Linked DNA regions of Homo sapiens: all the other regions are linked to region 4. The links are chromatin loops, found by intact Hi-C in ENCODE. Cell type or tissue: PC-3. All regions are shown on one strand.

Evidence for each region. Hi-C counts contacts between places; a loop is a spot of excess contacts. Peaks named below come from ENCODE experiments on the same cell type or tissue, not always from the same donor. Only the 100,000 strongest peaks of a DNase experiment are listed, where the experiment ranks them.
Region 1: a loop joins it to region 4, with 5 times the contacts of the local background. A loop is called at or near these places in 11 of 110 quality-filtered maps.
Region 2: a loop joins it to region 4, with 5 times the contacts of the local background. A loop is called at or near these places in 11 of 110 quality-filtered maps.
Region 3: it touches region 4 in a loop (7-fold over the local background); 31 of 110 quality-filtered maps call a loop at or near these places.

Annotation. Positions count from the first base shown.
Region 1 is chr21:42,054,069-42,059,068 of GRCh38, forward strand. LOC107985502 (a long non-coding RNA gene) reads left to right here. Exons shown (of 2, transcript XR_001755063.3): 2 at 1-1,061. Among named protein-coding and RNA genes, the nearest start is that of UMODL1, 15 kb to the right of the region's middle. In PC-3, no CTCF peak of the experiment used is centred here; DNase peaks (open chromatin) are centred at 3,093 and 3,373; H3K4me3 peaks cover 1,915 bases; H3K27ac peaks cover 2,199 bases.
Region 2 is chr21:42,092,108-42,097,107 of GRCh38, forward strand. All of the region lies in intron 6 of UMODL1 (uromodulin like 1), which reads left to right. Among named protein-coding and RNA genes, the nearest start is that of UMODL1-AS1, 14 kb to the right of the region's middle. RefSeq lists an enhancer at 1,270-1,775. In PC-3, a CTCF peak has its summit at 2,893 (motif pointing left); a DNase peak (open chromatin) is centred at 2,164; H3K4me3 peaks cover 1,052 bases; H3K27ac peaks cover 2,120 bases.
Region 3 is chr21:42,115,723-42,120,722 of GRCh38, forward strand. It overlaps UMODL1 (uromodulin like 1), which reads left to right. Exons shown (of 23, transcript NM_001004416.3): 14 at 151-263; 15 at 3,389-3,602. Among named protein-coding and RNA genes, the nearest start is that of UMODL1-AS1, 9.7 kb to the left of the region's middle. RefSeq lists enhancers at 4,287-4,992, 4,980-5,000. In PC-3, CTCF peaks have their summits at 1,902 (motif pointing left) and 2,108; DNase peaks (open chromatin) are centred at 1,859 and 4,479; H3K4me3 peaks cover 757 bases; H3K27ac peaks cover 2,235 bases.
Region 4 is chr21:41,931,253-41,936,252 of GRCh38, forward strand. All of the region lies in intron 2 of C2CD2 (C2 calcium dependent domain containing 2), which reads right to left. Among named protein-coding and RNA genes, the nearest start is that of SNORA91, 15 kb to the right of the region's middle. In PC-3, CTCF peaks have their summits at 1,198, 1,397 and 2,758 (motif pointing right); DNase peaks (open chromatin) are centred at 1,049, 1,489, 1,869, 2,379 and 1 weaker place; H3K4me3 peaks cover 2,403 bases; H3K27ac peaks cover 3,139 bases.

The DNA.
Region 1 (5,000 bases), 120 kb after region 4:
TGAGTTTGTCATTGGATCACCTCCCTTGGGAGGAAGTCTTGCCCTGGGGATGTAGGAACAAGAACTAACATGCTCAGTGCCTCCTAACAGCCCCACTTTACCTAGTGTGTCAATTCCCCACAGACAAGTAAACTGAGGCCCAGGAAGCATCGTTGCCTGAGGTTGCCGAGTTGATAAGCAAAGGTCTCAGTCCCTGTGGACTCAGAGCCTGGGCTTCTCCCCTGGGACCCTGCAGCTCCACCGGCAGTTATTCCAATTCTTCCTCAGGTGTTGGAGGCTTGTATGGAAACTCCTTGCTTCTGTCTCTCGCTCAGCCCTTAGAAAACCTCCAAGAGATGGCCACTCCTGCCTGTGGTGCAGAGAACGCCCAGGCAGAAGACCCTTGGAGGCTCAGACAGAGAACTCACTGCACTTTCAGTCATCCTGGGCTGGCTCCCCGGCCCCTCTCACGTTCTTTATGGATTTGACCCAAAGTCTTCCAGATGGATGGAGCTGTGGGCACTGAGTCTGGGAATGTCTCAGCCCACCTTGGCTCCCTTCTCCAGCAGGAGTGGAGGTGTGTGATGTCAAACAGGCCCAGCCTCTCTCTCAGACCCGGTTCTGGGCCCACACAGCCCCTTCTTCCTGAAAGCAGAGGTGGCAGTAAGAGGATGGCTTTGGCCTTTGAATGTTCTCAAGCGATCCAAGTTCAGAGTATACTGTTGCTGTCCTCTGTCCCTGAAGCTTCTCTCCTACTCCTTGGACAAACTCACTTCTCCCCTCAGGGACTTCTCTCATGTAGCAGAGTGTACACCTGCTGCCCCAGCAAGGCCTTCACAATGATCCAAGCCTGGCCTGTTGCTCCAGCTTCTGGAACCTCCCATGGCCTTCGGTCTACTTGAATGCTCCTGAGGCCAGGTAGCTCATCACTGCCGGAGGACCTGTTGCCACTCACTTCTAGCCACAAGAAATGTCTGCCTGTCCTGAGCAAAACCCACCTTGGAGGAACTTCTTTACTCCCTTGTTGAATTTTTGGCTCTACCAAATAAACATGAATTGCTTCCCTGTGAAAGACCTCCAAACACTTTCCTCTGCCTGTGTGTTGTTCATCAGTGGTGTAGCCGAATCCAGGGCGAGGAGGACCTGCATTTTAGCTGGTGTTAACCAGAGTGGAGGGAGGATTAGGAGTGGCCTTTGGGTGGACAGGAGGTATGACAGGCTGCAGATGGTGGAGCAAGCCTTGCTGTGCCCCCGACCCAGCTCGACATGCACACGTGGGTGGTTCTGGCTCCCTGGGTGGGAAGAATGGTGGGGTGGGTGGGCATTGTGAGCCTGGCAACCAGACCCCACGGAATAGCAGGGAGGAGGAGGAAGGAGGACGCCCTCCAAGAAACAGTGGAGTGAAACCTTAGTGCCTACTTCACAGCCCATCTGGGGTCTCTCCCTGCTTGCTTCTGGGCAGAGGGTGTCCATTATACCACAAGCACAACCTTGAAATGTGCTGGAGCAGGAAGTCGCGCAGGACCTCATTCCCCAGGACTTTCCATACATGAGGAATGCAGGGCTGAGCAGGTGAGATGCGGCGGTGGGAGGCATGCCGCCTGCTCCCTCTCCTGATTCACTGGGGTTTTGGGCTGCAGGCAGTCAGAAGGTCTCATTTTGGGGGGTTCTCAGCAATAGATGGGGATACAGTAGGAGGGCAAAGTCACAGAAATTCTCTGCCGGAACTCCAAGACGCAGGGGCTGGGAACCGTCTGCAGGACCCAGACCCAGAGTTGGACCAGGATTAAAGGTGGTGGGGGGTGTGGGGTGCCGAATGTGAAGAACAGAACGGAAGTGCAGGAAGACAGCCCGACCTCCAGGAGACACCATCACTCTCGGTGTTTCCCTCCCTGTGTTTCTTTCTTCCAAGAAAGGGTATTTCCAAGAGGACAGATTGGTTGACCAAAAGGCCATTTTATTTCTACTTTATAAAAATAGATGAAAGGAGACTTGAAATTATTTTGCCTCTTACATCACTGGGTTTGGGTTCTGGAAGTCCCTGGAGGGTGCGCCTGTAGCCCAGACTTCACAGGTAGACATGGAGGTCATGCAGGTCACATGGCTGGTTGACACCTGTAAAGCTATGATGGCCAAGCAGAACTTTGCCGGGTATCTCTGGTCCTATTCCCTCCCCCGGGTCATCTGCCTCCCTCCTGGAATTGATTGATTAAGTGCTGTCCCTCCATTTCGTCTAATAGACCACGGGAAGGATAGGCCAAACAAGAAGGGCCTACTTCAACTTACAAGTCAAGTCACGGTTTCAGAACACCTTATCTCCAACCTCTGTCCTCACCACAAGCCAGCCCGACAATGTCCTCATCCGATTTTCTCAAAAGAGTTTGGGCGATCTTGAGGGCAAATCCCATTAAATATCTGTACCCAGTCTAGCATCCAGAGTTGTCAGCGTTCGTGAGCAAACAGATCTCAGAGGCATCAGTGTTCGTGAGCAAACAGATCTCAGAGGCGTCAGCATTCGTGAGCAAACAGATCTCATTCTTAGTGAGAGTGCTTCTCCTCTGGAAGCTCTTGAGGAGACACCCTCCTTACATCTTCCAGCTGCAGGTGTTACCGGCAAACCGTGGTGCGCCTTGGCTCACAGCCACATCTCTCCAACCTCTGCCTCCTCGGAGTCCTTTTCTGTCACTTAGAAGGACGCTGTCCCTGGATTCGGGGCAATGCTAGGGCAGGATGATCTCATCTCTGACCTTACATCTGCAACAGCCCTTTCCAAATAAGGTCCCATCCTAAGATTCTGGGTGGACATGAATTTTGAGGAGACACCATTCGAACATATCTTTGTATCTCTTCCTTCTCAGGGTGTGTCCTACCCCCTCACAGCTTATTCTTTTTCCCTTCAAACACTCTGTTGAGACCCTTACACGAGGCGGTTTCCCCAGACACCGCACAGATCTCTCCTCCCTAACGAGTTCCGCAGACTCTCTGGAAGTCTGGCTGGAAATGCTGCTCTCCCTTTTTCCTTCTGGGATGGAAAAACGCTCCCAATGGCTCCACCAGTCAGTCAGTGAGACGTTCCAAACCGGTCTTTCCACTTGGGCTTCCTCATCTGTTTATCTTTTATTTATACAAGCCTCAAACCACTGAACACTGCTTGGTAAACATTCCCTCATTTACTATGCAAATGTTAGCACGGGGGCCCACGCCCGCCCTTCCCCAGGAAAGCCACTGAGTGCTGAATGCGGATGGACTTTCTTCACATTCTTTGGGGTTTTCGGAAAGGGTATGTTTTTCCTAACGTCACTTCAAATGTATTTCTTAACAAAAACCTCCTAACCTTTGGAAAATGGAAAAGAAGTTACTCATCTGAAAGGAAACTCCAAGTTTTTAGGACCTCTACCAAACCCCTGAGTGACTGCGGTCACCTCGCCTGCCAGCATGCTAAGAAGGCATTGTCTTGCCACAGGGCTGGGTTTCTGCCAGCGATTTCTGCAACATGTTATGTCTGGGTTATGTATTTGAATTCCCGGCCAGGATTTTCTGGTGGGTCTCCCTACCCTCCATGAAAGAGTCCCTGTGCAGTGCCAGCCCTGCATCATGGTTCTTGCAACGACTGAGCATTCTGCACGCCTGGAAATGTGGAGCAGCCGGGAGGATGAATGGCCGTCAGCTTCTGAGTCCCTCCTCATCTTTACAGTGCAATAGTGAGAGTCTTTTTCTAGGTCAGTGGTTTGTAAAATGGCCAGCTTTAGAGGGAACCACCACCCTTCTAAGAATTGTAACTATATAATCACATGGCATTTAAATATATTACCAAGACCAAGGGCATCAGAGGGCATCAGTTTCTCAGCTGGGAGTGACTTCCTCACACTCCTGGATTCCCTTGGCAGGAGGCAGATGAAGAGAGCTGCTGAAAAAGTGACTTTCCTGGTTTGTGATCTCCACGGGAAAGAACATGCGACCCGTCTGAGCCTTGAATGTCGGAATGAAGTGTTTTGCTGCTGGTCACGGCTATTCTGGGAAGCACGGCTGTGGGTCTGTGAGACCATAGAAGAGGTCCTTAAAATAATATGCACGCCCGGGAGTTGGGAGCGATGAGCGGCTGTGGGGAGCCCTCTTCTGCCTGCTGCTTCCTGGTCCTACCCTAATGTGTATGTGGGCTGACCCCAGGCCATTCAACAAGCACTTATTGAGTACCTACTGTATGCCAGACATGGGCTGGGCCCCAGGAGGAAGTAGTCTTAGGTCCTGATTCCTCCTTTTGTTTTTGTTTTGTTTTGTTTTTGTTTTCGAGATAGGGCCTGGTTCTGCTGCCCAGGCTGGAGTGCAGTGACCTGAACAAGGCTCATTGTAGCTTAGACCTCCTGGGCCCAAGTGATCCTCCTGCCTCAGCCTCCCGCATAGCTGGGTCTACAGGCACACACCACCACGCCTGGCAAATTTTTTCTTTTGTATTGTTTTGTAGAGACAGGGGTCTCACTATGTTGCCCACGCTGATCTCAAGCTCTTGGTGTGAAGTGATCCTCCTGCCTCAGCCTCCTAAAGCACTGGGATTACAGGCGTGGGTCACCGCGCCAGGCCCTGACTCCTCCCTTTGTGCTGCCCATCACCTATCAGGGCAGGGGAGACCTTCACTCACATTGTCACAGAATAAAGGGACCAATGACCTCAGAGAAGCGACAGCGAAGTGCTGTTTTAGGTGTCGGGAAGTGGGATGGCAGTGGGCCGAGGACTGAAGGGCAGCAGGGAGGAATGAGAATTTGAATTGGCGCTGAGTGGGATGAGTGTTTGAATTGGCACTGATTGGAATGAGTATTTGGATTGGCGCTGAATGGGTCAATATTGGTTCTCCCCTTTTGGGTTGATGCTGATTTGTGGCCCTAGCGTCCCCCAGGCAGGGCCCCAATTGTGTTGCTTGAACTTGGCCTCTGACCCCAGGCTGACGTGGACCCTGGGTTTAGCTGCTGCTGCTCGTGGGTTTAGCTGCTGCCGCTCGGCTCTGCTTCTGTTGCATTCTGGTTCTG
Region 2 (5,000 bases), 160 kb after region 4:
GTGGGAACTACGGGGATCCGGTGCAGACTTCAGGAGAGCAGAAGGGAAGCAGCCAGCAGCCCGGGTTAGGAAGACAGCTGGAGGAGAGAAAGAAGCGAGAATAGCCGAGAATCCTGCAGGGAAGCTTGACTATGAACAGGCTGAGGGAAGGAAAGCCTGATGTGGAGGAGGCTGTGGACTCCCAGGGGGTCTCTCAAAAGACAGGCGAAGCTGATCCCGGCTCTTTCTATTCCCTGTTCCTTTCCAGGTTTTGACCTTATTGAACGCAGGGTTGAGGGTTTTTTTGTTTTTTTTTTTAAACCTTATTTAAATCCTGCTACATGTGTAATTTTATAAGCTGCTTTCTTCAGTTCCTATAATGTGTATAAAGTTTCCAAGAAGAAGCCTGGTTTTCACCATGATAATTATTGGTGGTTGAAAACTAGTGGCTTTCTAAAGCAATCATATAATATTCTTTCCCCTCACGGGAGCACTTCTGTTGCTTTCAAGAGTCTGGAACTGTAACCTTGTGACAGGGGTTACAGGGAATCTCTTTATATCCAATTTGAATTCGTTAATCATTTAATTTGCATGTTCTTTTTCCTTAAAAGGGACTCAACATTGAGGACCATCCCTTTGTTCACAATAACACCACAGCTGGCAGTTGCCCGCACTTCACGCGCTCTGGGCTCTGCTCTGAGCACTCTGTGGGTATTGCTTCGTTTAAATTCTTAGACTAACCCCAAGAGGCAACTACTCTCCTTAAGCTCATTTTTTTTTTCAGAAGAGGAAATTGAGGGGGACGAAGGTGATTTTCTTGCATAAGATCCCAAGGCTGGTCCTCTGAAGACGCACATGAACCAGCTGTGTCCCAAGGCTGTCTTCCCTAGGAGCCCTCTGGCGGGGACCTGCCTGAGAGTGTGATGGGCTCTCCCCCGCCCTCGGGGGCTGCCTTTTGTCCCAGTGCACTCAGGAAAACCGCCATGCCCTTTCCAACCTTCATGAGTGCTTAGGACCAAGAGTTGGGTAGAGCTCCAGAAGAGTTGAATTATTTTATTTGGCGTTCTAGAACCCAACTAGGAAAAGGAGTCTAAGGTTCTGGTTTATTTATTTATTTAATTAATTTTATTGTTTGTTTTTTATAGAGACAGGGTCTTACTCTGTCACCCAGGCTGGAGTGCAGTGGCGTGATCGCCGGTCACTGCAGCCTCCAGCTCCCAGGCTCCAATCTCAGCCTCTGGAGTAGCTGGGACCACAGGCATGCACCACCACAGCCATGCGCCACCACAGCTGGCTCATTTTTAAATTTTTTTGTAGAGACGAGGTCTCACTGAGTAGCCCAGGCTGTTCTCAAGCTCCCAGCCTCAAGAGATCCTTCCTCCTTGGCCTCACAAAGCGCTGGGATTGCAGGCAGGAGACCCCGTGTTCAGCCTAAGGTTCTGATTGGCTCTTCTCGTTGTCCTGTGGGCGAGGGGTTGGGGGAGTGGACCAGTTCCCAGAGCCAGCTGTGGATGTGGCGGGCTCCAGGGTCAGATCTTCCCCCCATCACCAGGAACGTTCCCCTCCTATCAGAATGAGGCTGTGTGGGGAGAGCGGACTTGCCCTCCACCCACTGGCAGATGAATCCCTGGTGCCCCGCAAAGAGCAGGCACTCCACAAACGTTTCCTGGATCAATCACGGAAAGAGAGGTTTTCACAGTGGTCATCCCCGGGGTCTCCAGGTATTAAAAATTTCCAGCCCAGCTCTGCCAGCAAAACACTGAGAACACTCCTGTACCCCGCAGCACGTGGCCTTGAGATCCACTTAGAACTTCGCGCCACGTCCACATCCCACGGCACCCCACTAAGCTCTGCAGAGAACTGTCTATAGATTCCTGCTCTGTGGCTTCCAGGGTGAGAATCCTGTCCCTTTCGTGAGCACAGAAGGTTGGAAAACAGGTATTTTCCAAATAGTTATTTTTACCCTGGTCAGTCATCCGGAAAAATATTAGATTCTATTTACGGTTAGGTTTGTTGGCAGTCACACTCTGCCGTGTTGCTTGGCACAGTGAACTGCCAGATTGCGTCAGGATACAGGGCCGCTCGAGCGACCGCCAAACACAAAGAGGGGAGGCTGCGCGGCCCCAGCTTCACTTCTAATAGGGCAGGACACACTAATCCAGTGTTTCCAGATCAGCAGTTTAGAGTGAATTCCAATTGCATATTGCTAAGGGAAACAGCATCCCCGGCACCTTCCCTGCTGAACCAGAGATGAGTCACGGCTGCCCGGGAAGAAACAAGGGCCAGACTGTCAGACGTGGAGAACCCAGGGTGCTTTACCCAGATAGAGGCAAAGTTCTGAACTTGTGTTCCTAGCTGTGGTTGGGGAGGGCTGTGGAGCAAGGGCTCTGGGGCCTGAAGTTTAGATTATCCGCATTGCCGTGGCCTTGGGTCATACAAACCCAGAGTCAAGAGCATCATTTTCTAGGGCCACATTTAAGGGGGACACTGAAAAGGGTCCCCATTTAAGGGTAACCAAAGGAGGGTGTCCTGGCTAATGAAAAACCAAAAACCAAGTTATAGGGGCCTACCCTGGAAGAGAGGAGTCGGGGGTAGAAGGAAGATTTCCAGTTTTAAAATACCCCAAGGTCTGTCCAACAAAAGAGAGATTGGCCTTAGCACGTTAGAAGTTGGTTGGTTGGTTTTACAACACAAAGAAAACTCTCCAAGCTGTGCTGTCCAGCCACGGGAACAGCTGCCGTGAAATTTCGTAGATATGTAAGTTTCCCGGGTTTCCCTAACAAAGGCCCATGAACTGGGTGGCTTCAAACAAGAGAAATGTATCCTCTCACAGTTCTGAGGACCAGAAATTTGAAATAGTTACCACTGGGCCTAAATCAGGTTGCCAGCAGGGCTGTGCTCCCAGGAGGCTCTGGGAGAATCCATTCCTTGCCTCTCTGCCCTCTGGTGGCTGCCGGCATTCCTTGGCTTGTGGCTGCATCACTCCTTTGTTTTCTTCTGCTGTTTTTTTTTTTTTTTTTTTTTTTGAGACAGGGTCTTGCTCTGTCACTCAGGCTGAAGTACAGTGGCACAGTCTCGGCTCACTGCAGCCTCCACCTCCTGGGTTCAATTAATCCTCCTAGCTCAGCCCCCCAAGTAGCTGGGACTATAGGCACACATCACTACGTCTGGCTAATGTTTGTGTTTTTTGTAAAGATAGGGTCTTGCTATATTGCCCAGGCTGGTTTCAAACTCCTGGGCTCAAGCCATCCGCCCACTTTGGCCTCCCAAAGTTCTGGGATTACAGATGTGAGCCACCACGCCCAGCCCTACTCCATCTTCAAGGTCAACATCTTTGTTTTTTCTCTATTCCAGCTTCATACCGCCTTCTCCTTTGTGTGTGTGTGTGTGTCTGTGTATAAATCCCCCCGATTCTCTTTTATAAGGACACTTGTGATTGCATTTAGGGTGTACCTGGGAAATCCAGGATTATCTTTCCATCTGAAGATACTTCACTGAATCACATCTGCAAAGATTCCTTTTCCAAATAAGGTCACAGTCGTAGGTTGCAGGGATTAGGACTTGATATCTTTGAAGCTCATTATTCAGCCTGCTACTGGTGATAGGAAAGCTTAGTAGTAAGGCAAGTGAACTTTGCTATTTCCTATTGTTCAGCTTTGCCATTTACTACCTACTTGACCTTTCTAGGCCTCAGTTTTGTCCTCTGTAAAATGGGGATCCTAGAAGAACTTATTACCTGGGATTGCTGTAAGGACTAAATAGGATAACATGGCTGGTGCACACAGTACCCAGGAAACATTACCTGTAACCATGTCGCTGATAGCTTGGCTGGTTTGTGACATGGATGTCATGGGAGGGAGTACTGCAGGGGGCTCACACCAGGGAGTTAATTTATAGCTCCCTGCAAGTTCCTACCGCTGCTATAATGCATGCTGCGTTAGCTTGGACACTGTGGACCTTAACTCATCATTGTTCCCTCAGTGTTTATGGTGATGCTGGGTGCATAGTAGAAGCTCAATTAAAAAAAATTGAGCCATAAGAAATTGGTGCCCTTATTGGTCAAACATGGTCAAATATGGACAATTCCAAATGCTTCAAGGTAACACACTGGAGAAAGGGCCACACAGATATTGGATGGGAACATTGTCCTCAGGGATAATGCATTTCTTTGGATTAGATGAGATTCTTTTACCCCAAATGCTTGCAATCTCTCTTAGTTGCAAAAGTCACTGACGGCAGCTTCTGCAGATGCCTCGGAGGGCTTCACAGCATTTGAAATGCCAGGTTTGCAGGTCCCCCATCCAGTGATCCAAAAACCCCCTGGCATCTTAATTTAAAGAGTAAATATACTTATTAAAAGAGGTAAAGCATGCATTGCCAGCCCCGTACCCTGTGAGACTTCTTTCCAAACACCATTCCTCTGCGTTCTTTTCAAATAAGTACGGGTGCCCTTTTAATTTTAACTCTGCTCCGTTCAGAAGCACTCCTTATAGAATGCGTTTTTAAATGGCCTGTAATCTGGGTGGGCCATCTGTTGTCCCACCCATGTGCTCTCTCGCTCTGCGTCAAGTTTGATATCTGAATGGCAACAAGGAGGCAAGGTTGGAGCCCTGGGTGTGGGCTGGGGGGCTGCTGTTATAGCTGCTGCGCCTGCTCGTGGCCGCCCCACTTTCCTGTTTGCAGGGCGTTTTGCTGTCACACCATCCTCCACCAACGTGGATTAAAAAAATGCTTGGGGCTGTGTCCTGACTGTACAAAAATAGAACAGTCAGTGCTTTTAGCAGACTTTTTGGAAAAGAAATTGTAGCCCGCCCTTCCTTTTTCAGTGAGACATATGTTCCCAAGGAACAGACTTTAAGAAGCCGGGTGGTTGTTAGAAGGCCAGGCAGTGAGTGGGGGGTCTTTTTGATTCCAGGGTTCTGGTGACCCTGGAGACGGGGGTGCCACCCACAATCTCAGGTCCCAAGCTTTGGGCCACCCTCAGTTGAAGCATTTCTGCTTTTCTTGCCACTAAAGAAAAT
Region 3 (5,000 bases), 180 kb after region 4:
AGCCCTGGCACTATTCCTTCTTTCTAGAACACGGGTTGGCTTTGGTGTGATGCTCTTCCTGGACATGAAAATACATTTATTAATATTGAAATGTTAGTCTGTTATCTAATACAGCACCAATTCCAAATGTGCTTATCCTCCATCCTGCAGCAGCCCGGAAGCTCATTGGAAAGGTCAGAATCAAAAATGTCAGGTACTCAGAATCCTTTCGCAACGCAAGCAGCCAGGAGTATCGAGATTTCCTAGAACTATTCTTCAGGATGGTGAGTTGGTGATATCAGCCCTTAATTCCTTTCAGGAGGGAAAGGGTGGAAGGCTGATAGAATTCTAGGTTAGGCACGGTGGCTCACCCCTGTAATCCTAGCACTTTGGGAGGCAGAGGCGGGCAGATTGCCTGAGCTCAGGAGTTCAAGACCAGCCTGGGCAACATGGCAAAACCCCATCTCCACCAAAAAAAAAAAAAAAAAAAAAAATACAAAAAATGAGCCTGTCATGGTGGCGCATGTTTGTGACCTCAGCTACTCAGCAGGCTAAGGCAGGAGAATCTCTTGAACCCAGGAGGCAGAGGTTGCAGTAAGCCGAGATCGTGCCACTGCACTCTAGCCTGGACAACAGAGTGAAACCCTGTGGGAAAAAAAAAAAAAGAATTCTAGTCTCATCCAACTAGGAATTTGACCTATAGGTCCTATGAGCTCCTCATTTCTGAAGGAAGCCAGGACGTTAAGCTCTGGCCTGACTCCCTGAGTGTCCCTGGATCTGCCCCGGCGAAGACACGGTTAGCAGACAGGAGGCACAACTCTTCCTCTGCTGCATCCTTACTTCACACTTCACTTTCTGTCCAGTGAAACCTGTTTTTCAGTTGTGGAACCTATGAAGCAGAAAGTCCCTCCACGGTTTTTTTTTTTTAAACCTGTAAAAAATGAGATTTATTTCACAGACCATAAAATCTACTTTTAAACTGTACAATTCAGTGGTTTAGACTATTTTGCAAAATTGTGCAACCATCACTACTAATTCCAGAACATTTTCATCACCCAAAAAGAAACCTTATACCCATTAGAAGTCACTCGCAGCTGGGCATGGTGGCTCATGTCTATAATCCTAGCACTTTGGGAGGCTGAGGTGGGTGGATCGCCTGAGGTCAGGAGTTCTAGACTAGCCTGGCCAACATGGCGAAACCCCATCTCTACTAAAAATACAAAAATTAGCCGGATGTGGTGGCGGGTGCCTGTAATCCGAGGTACTCAGGAGGCTGAGGCAGGAGAATCGCTTGAAACCAGGAGGCAGAGGTTGCAGTGAGCTGAGATCTTGCCACTGCACTCCAGCCTAGGTGACAGAGCAAGACCCCATCTCAAAAACAGAAAAAAAAAAGTCACTCCCTCTCGCCACTTCCTCCAGCTCCTGGTAATCACTTATCTGCTTTTTGTCTCTATAGATTTGCCCATTGTGGACATTTCACAGAAACAGAATCATACAATATGTGACTTTTTGTGTCTGGCTTCTTTCAGTTAAAATGAGGTTTTCTGGTTTCATCCACGTGGCAGCATGTGTCAGCACTGGATTCCTTGTTATGGCTGGGGCATAACCCATGCAGTCTCATCCATTCATTCACCGAGCGCACTGGGCGGCTCCCGCCTTCTGTCTGTTATAAATAGTGCTGCAATGCCCCTGCCTCAGAGAAAGTTCTTTTCCTGCTCTTTCCTGCATTCCTCCCTGCCATCCCCTCAGCATTCTCCAGGATGCTATCTGTTACCATTTAGTGACATGCCTTCTTGTGGACTTTTTGAGGTATAGGGAGTGCCCTTGTCATAATCTAGTGATTTTGTTTGCACGGAATCTCACATTGTAGATTTCCTGAGTCTGAGCTCAGCACAGAGAGGGTTTGACATTGCCACCTAGTGGCCTGTCGTGGTAATACCGTAGCAGGGCTGCAAACCCCAGCGCTTCCCCCACAGATGAGAAGATTCGACAGCCTTTGGGAACGGCCTAGCTCATTCCCTGCTCCTGGTTTGTGCATTCAACAGTTGTTGACGGTTTGATTAATAATGTGATTTCATTGATAAGGTTAAATAGTAGTTAGAATATTAAACAACAAACACTGAATCCTTCCACCTGGCTCGAGTGGTCAAAAGAGGCAGCTCCGTTTCCTTCCCGAGTTTCTTGATTAATCTTTCCTCTTTGAACCATTTCTTCCTTTGCCCATTTTTGGGGTGTTGTTTTTCTGTTTGCCTAGAATTTCAGGACAGCAAATAATTATACAACTTAATCACAGAAGTAGGATGTTAAGAGAAATTTCGGGGGTTTCACTTGCTGATAACCGCAGACGTGGATGTCAGGAGGTGTTGGCTGCATGGCTTGGTCCCTGGCTCTTCACCACTTCCTAGCAAGGGGCCTGGAAGTTTGCTTAGAGGTTGGTTTGAAATGCAGCTAAAAGTCACATTAATCCAAGACTATGCCAGATTCCTCTGAGAGAAAGAGAGAGGGAAGAACTGATTGTGAAGATGGTCACGACAACAGTCATCTACTGAGCCAACCAAGGGCAGCTGTGGTCTCCCTGGGGTCCACAGGCTCTGAGAGGGACAATGGATCTGTTCACCTTGGTGGCCCAGAAGCCGGGAAGTGAGTCCATGACCCAGGCCTTGAGCCATCGCACCTGTGAGGACAAACCCTGGAAGTACCCATAGGAGGTTTGCACTGAGGATGATTGAAGCTCATTATAAGATTGTTTGCCTTTCTGAGTGCTTTGACCATGATGGGTTAGCATGGAATCAATCATATAGCGTGTGGTGTGTGACTGTGTCCAAAGAGACAGAGTAGAAAGCAGGGCGTTCGGGGGCAGGAACCCCCTGTCCTAATGGGGAAGTTGGAAATGCTCACAGGAAGCAGTCTGGGGAGAGGTAGGGAGGAAGAATGAAAGGGGACATGTTCTGCAGTGCCAGGAGCAAAAGAGCTGTTCCAGAGAAGGCAGCGGGAAGTGGTCTCCCTCCCCACGACCCTGCACTCAGCCCCCTGCCCTCGGTGGCTGCAAACCAGGAGTATTAGGTTCTAGAAGCCCTTGTGAGCCCCCAGCAAATTTTAAGCCCCATGAGGTAGGGTCTCTGCCTGTGCCCCCAAGTCCCACCCTCGCCCCACAGGCATCTTTCTGAAGCCGTTTACTGGTTTGGGGGGGGAAACAAGGGCTCTTCTCATATCACAGACACTCCCAGGCGTTTGTGCTGGGCTTGAAAACACAGCAGACAGGAAAGGGGCCCAGAACCAACCTGTGGCTTTTACTTTGTGCCACGGGCCAGCCCTGCTGCTGGGCAGACTGGCAGGAGGAACCGCCTTGAGACGGGCATCTGTTTCCTCTCAGCGTGGGGACCTCCTCACATGGCCTCTTTCCCCGCAGGTGCGGGGCTCCCTGCCAGCCACCATGTGTCAGCACATGGACGCTGGTGGGGTCAGGATGGAAGTCGTCAGCGTCACCAACGGCAGCATCGTGGTGGAGTTTCACTTGCTGATAATCGCAGATGTGGATGTCCAGGAGGTGTCAGCTGCATTTCTCACCGCCTTCCAGACCGTGCCTCTGCTGGAGGTGATCAGAGGCGACACCTTCATACAGGGTACGAGAGGCTGGGATGGAGCCTCTCCCGTGTTCTGGAACCAGAGGCAGCCAGAGGGCAGCCACCACCCTTCGCTTTTGAAAGATGTCGTGTTGTGCCCATGTGGTCCTTCTTCCCCCAGAATTAGATGAAGATGTGAAATAGATAGGACCCTGTCTGTCCCTCTTATTGTGATTATAATTGTGTAAAGGTTGAAGTGTTGAAAACATCTTTGGGTGAACCTGCAGATCCCCAGGGGTGCTGCTTTCTTTCCGGGTCGACTGCCCCCTCGCTGCTTGTTTCCATGGGCTGAGGGCAGATGCATCCCTCTCTGCAGCCAGACTCTCCCCCAAGCATAGTTCCCAAGGAGATCCCAGTAAAGATAATTAACGAGAAAAGCAGGGAGAAAAAGACAATTCAGATTCTTTTCTCCTATCATACTTGAACATAAATGATGAATGGCTTATAGTTACATGTATCAGAAACAAAAGACTTTTTAAAAATTGGAGATTCATATTAATTTTTTGATTTTTAGAATAAGAAGGACTTCCTAAAGAAAATACGATTTTTAGAGGAAAACGATGAGATGCTGACTGCATGCAGAGATAAATCAAAATAAAGGCACCATTTTAACGCAAAGTAAACAAAAAATTTTTCAATAATTTGGTGAAGTGTTAGTATCCCAAATATATAGAGAGATCATACAAATAGATAAATATTAAGAACCTGATGGATAAATGCACGAAAGCTCTACACAGACAAGGTATAAAAGAAGAAATATGAATGACTAACAAAGATGTGGTAACCCAAGACATCCCCATTAGAATGCATTGCACTGTTTGCCCATCAAATTGCAAACAAAAGGTCTCTTTACTGCTGACATGAATACTGGTGAAAGTGTAGTGAGGCAGGTGTTTGCACAGATTGCTGGTGGCAGAAGGATTTGCTCATGCTTCCTGGAAACCAGTTTGGTGACATAAATCAAACGCTTTCAAAGTGGCCATCCACTTGGATTCTGAAATATCAGCTCTACGACTTTGTCCTAAGGAATTTGATCTGTTTGGACCGTAGTTTAAATACAAAGATGTTCATCTTCAGTGTTACTTTAAAAGCCAAAGAGTTGGAAATCACCAATCATCCAGTAACAAAGAAGGTGCTAAGTTACCAGGTGTCCCCGCCCCGGGCTGTTATGCAATGATGAGAATAGCGGTTTGTGGATTTGCATGGAGCTAGTTGGTGGCAGAGGCAAGCTATGCTCTCAGAGCATGCCTGCATTTTAAAAGGCTGGAAGGAAATACGTCCACATGCTAACTTGCCCCTGGCCACGCTTTTCTGGTTCTTATCCATGTTCTGCAGTAAACCTGTTTTGCTGTCAACAATCAACCCAGCATCATGGCGAAAGGCAAATGGCCTGAGGGC
Region 4 (5,000 bases):
GATACCCTGCAAGGCAGGCACCCAGGAGAATTCCCTTAGGAAAATGCCACAGCCCTGCAGGGCCTGCTGCCTGTGATAAATATGTGTTTGGTCTTTGTTCCTGATGCCTGGCACAAAGCTCTGAAAACCCTTGGAATCTCCCGAGAGATAAGAGCGTCTTTTGAGAAGAGTGTCTTTTTTTTTTTTTTTGAGACGGAGTCTTGCTCTGTCGCCAGGCTGGAGTGCAGTGGCGCAATCTCGGCTCACTGCAACCTCTGCTTCCCAGATTCAAGCAATTCCCCTGCCTCAGCCTCCCAAGCAGCTGGGACTACAGGCGCGTGCCACCACGCCCAGCTAATTTTTTGTATGTTAGTAGAGACGGGGTTTCACCATGTTGGCCAGGATGGTCTTGATCCCCTGACCTCGTGATCCACCTGCCTCAGCCTCCCAAAGTGCTGGGATTACAAGCGTGAGCCACCATGCCTGGCCAAGTGTCTTTTATATGCTGACAAAAGGGCTGTTGGGGGGGACCCCAGATAGCACCAGGATGGGGGCTGGTCACTTGAGAAACTTTGAGCCCCACCTCCAGCATCCCACTACCCCACCTCCAACATCCCACCACTCCACCTCCAACATCCCACCACCCCACCTCCAGCATCCCACCACCCCACCTCCAGCATCCCACCACCCCACCTCCAGCATCCCACCACCCCACCTCCAGCATCCCACCACCCCACCTCCAGCATCCCACCTCCCCACCTCCAGCATCCCACCTCCCCACCTCCAGCATCCCACCACCCCACCTCAAGCATCCCACCACCCCACCTCCAGCATCCCACCACTCCACCTCCAGGGAGGGCAGAGGGGCTAGAGGTCGCATTCAATCACCTATGGCCAATGATGTAATCCATCATGCCTAGCGAATGAATCCTCCATAAAAACCCTGAAAGGATGGGTTTGGGGAGCTTCCAAGGTGGTGAATACATCAAGGTGCCGGGCGGGTGGCTCGTCCAGGCAGGGCATGAAGCTGCTGGAGTCCCTGCCCTCCCCCTCCGCCCGCCTAAGCATCCCTTCGATGTGGCCGATCCTGAGTCATATCCTTCACAATAAACTAGTAATAGTTAGTAAACTGTTTTCCTGAGTTCTGTGCTATGAGCCGCTCTAGTAAAATATGTGAACCTCAGTGGGGTGGGTTGGGGAAGTCTGCCATCTACAGATAGTCAGAAGAACGGGGGCAACCCGGAGCTTACGCCTGGTGTCTGAAGTGGGGGCCGTCTTGCGGGACCTAGCCCTGGGCCTTTGGGATCTGTGTTAAGTCTGAGTAATGTCAGAATGGAGTTGAACTGTAGGACACCCAGTTGGCACCAGAGTTGAAGAACTGATAATCGGTGTGAGAAAAACCCCCACACATTTGGTGTCCAAAGTGTTGTGAGTAAACATAGTTGAGACTGCTCCTGGCCGCAGCCGCGGCTGGGCCGGGTGTGGACTCTGCACTTATCTATCGTTGGTCCTGTGGGATGACTCAAGCTGCTCCAAGTTCTGGAAGACCGCACTCTGTGTAGACTATGCAGAGAGGGTTTTGCAGATGAACCAGATATTTGCAAAGGTGATGACTTGGACACACCGAGGCCTTCAGGGTGGCAGGAGAAAGTCCAAGAAAAAGGCATCCAGTGGGCACGGCAGCCAGTTTCATTGGGAGAGGGACCCACAGGGAGACTCCAGATGGAACACCAGTCAGGGGTTTGTCGGCGGAGAGGAGGTGGGGAGCTCAGGCCAGCCAGTCCTCGGCCTTATCCTTCCGATCAGAGATGGCATTACATAACAGACAGGCTGGGTTCCGGCGGCCTTGTCCCTGTCTTGGCTCAAATGCCAACCACATGTCCCTTGTCAAGGCTGAGTTAGAAAGATAGGAAGAGGCAACCTGACACCAAAGTGTGAGCTTTGAAAGGGAGGGGCGATGCCCTGGAATGAGAAGTTCCTGTTTCTTTTCTACCTCTTATTTGTCACAGGTCCTCAAGTTCTGTTACAGTTTTTTTTTTTCCTTCTCAAGAATTATGCCCAGCTGAGGGAACACGAGGCGGTGCAGACACGGAATTAGGTGTAAATTTGGAGACCATGGGGGTGTGTGGCTTAGATACCAGAGAAGAGGAACACCACTGTGAACCCGCTGCCCTACACGGCAGTTCTAGGGCTGAACTCACCGAACAGTGTTAACAAAAAGAGGCCTTGCTGTCTTATCATTTTTATTTAACGCACGAACATTAAGCAGTGTCTCACCCTGGACATTTTACAAGAGATTAAGCTGGCTGGATGCCTTTGCAAAAACAGTGCCCTAAAAATGTGTCATGTTTGGCCAAGATGCTCATCCAAGAATGGAAAAGGCCATGTACACAATCCAAGCACCCGAGGGTGTTCTACTCCCAACTGACCCTTCCCAGGAGCCCGGGCAGATCCCAACAGGACTTCCTCCTTGTGGGTATGCATAGGATCCAGGCTGGCAAGAGCGACCAGGCTCCTCCTCCCGCACTCACAGCCCCGTGAAAGGGGAGGGGAGGGGAGGGAACCCGTCTACTCAACTGGTGGGCTCACCCCACCTCAAAGGACAGTGTGAGCCACAGCCACGACAAGGCAGTGGCAAGGGCTCCTTTCCTCATTTGGCCACAAAAACATAAAAGTCAAGAGCTACGTGGAAAATTGTTGCAAAACAAAACAAGAGTCCGTGTGTGTGTGCTTTTCCTCCGGCAGGAAAAAGCTTCCGAGAACACTGTTAACAGCAGCCTCATCCCAGCAGGCGGCAGCAGGAGATAGATGGTTAAAAAAAAAAAAGTTTGGACATTTTTATTTTTAACTTTTTAATGACCATGAACTATTTCTGTAATTATATCAAAACAAATACAATTTAATCATCCACTTTCACCAGGTGAGGTGGCTCACACCTATAATCTCAGCACTTTGGGAGGCAGAAGACGATGGATTACTTGAGCCCAGGAGTTCAAGACCAACCTGGGCTACAAAGTGAGACCCCATTTCTACAGAAAAAATAAAAAAACTAGCCGGGCATGATGCTGCATGTCCGTAGTCCCAGCTACCGGGGAGGCTGAGGCAGGAGGACTGTTGAGCCCAGGAGGTGGAGGCTGCAGTGAGCAGTGTCTGTGCCAGTACACTCCAGCCTAGGCGACAGAGTGAAACCCTGTCTCAAAAAATAAAAAACAGTCCACTTCCTAAGGCTGCTTTTCTGACACTATGTATCAAGATCCTGAAACATGTGCTAGTCCACTTCCTAAGGTTGCTTTTCTGACAATATGTATCAACATCCTTCAAAATGCACGTACTCTTTCTCAAGTACCTCTACTCTTCTACTTCTAGGAACAGTGAGGAAATAAACACATGAGCAAAAATAACAACAGAGGTAGGAGAAAATATTGAGCCCCGCACAGGCTTGGCATTGCTCCATGTGCTGTACCTGTGGTAACTCACTCCATCCTCATAGCCCGTCTAGGGGGTGGACAGTATCCTCTACCTTTACAGGTGAGAAGCCGAGCCACACAGAGGAAGAGAAAGAACGGAGCAAGGAACCATGCTCCTAACCAGGACAACACGGCTGCTGCTTCACAGCCTTGCCTCGTTTTTTTTTTTTGCTTGTTTGTTTGTCTGTTTGTTTGTTTTTTCTGTTTTTCCCGAGTAGAGTCTGGCTTTGTCGCTCAGGCTGAAGTGCAGTGGCACCATCTTGGCTCACTGCAACCTCCACCTCCCAGGTTCAAGCAATTCTCCTGCCTCAGCCTCCCAAGTAGCTGGGATTACAGGCGTGCACCACCATGCTCGGCTAATTTTTGTATTTTTAGTAGAGACGGGGTTTCACCATGTTGGCCAGGCTGGTCTCGAACTCCTGACCTCGTGATCCACCTGCCCTGGCCTTCCAAAGTGCTGGGATTACAGGTATGAGCCACCGCGCTGGCCAGCCTTGACTCTTATGTGTTCATTCATTAGAATTTTAGGGGAATTTTAGTAACATGGGGGAAAGAATATAAATGGAATATAGTGTAAATTGTAGCAAAAAATAAATGCAGAAGCAAAAGACTGGCAATGCACACCAACACATGAACAGAGCTAATCACCAGTTCATGCAACTACTGTGTGTTTTTATTAAATATTCTTCTGTGTCTTTCAAGTTTTCATCAATGAACTCGTATTGATTTTATGATAATAGCGGAATTCCTATGTTTGAGACAGAATGGAACCATGGCAGCCTGAGGTCTGAACTTGCCAGAGTGTGGGAGTATCTGCAAACTGCAGCATGCCCGTCTGTGCTTGCTGAAGCCTGACCCCCACAGCCAGAAAAGTTCTGACACTGAGGGCCGGGCGCGGTAGATCATGTCTGTAATCCCAGCACTTTGGGAGGCCGAGGTGGGTGGATCAAGTGGATCAGCCTGGCCAACATGGTGAAACCCCGTCTCTACTAAAAATACAAAAATTCACAGGGCGTGGTGGTGCACACCTGTAATCCCAGCTACTCGGGAGGCTGAGGCAGGAGAATCACTTGAACCTGGGAGGCAGAGGTTGCAGTAAGCCAAGGTCGCGCTCCAGCCTGGGTAACAGAGCAAGACTCTGTCTCAAAAAAAAAGTCCTGACACCTTGAATGGTGCTGGGAAAACTGGCTATCCACGTGCAGAAGAATGAAATTAGACCCTTATCTCACACATATATAAAAATCAACTCAAAATGCATGAAAAACTTAAATGTGAGACCAGAAACTATAAAACTACTAGAAAAAAAAACATAGAAGGAAAGCTTTAAGACACTGGATTGGGCAATGATTTTTTTTTGGTATGATCCCCAAAACACAGGCAACAAAAACAAAAACAGACAAATGGGACTGCACCAAAACTAAAAACTCTGCACATCCAAGGAACCATCAACGGAGTGAAGAGACAACCTACGGAATGGAATCCCATATTTACAAGCCATTTATCTGATAAGCGGTTAATATCCAAAATAAATAAACAACTCAAGTAACTCAACAG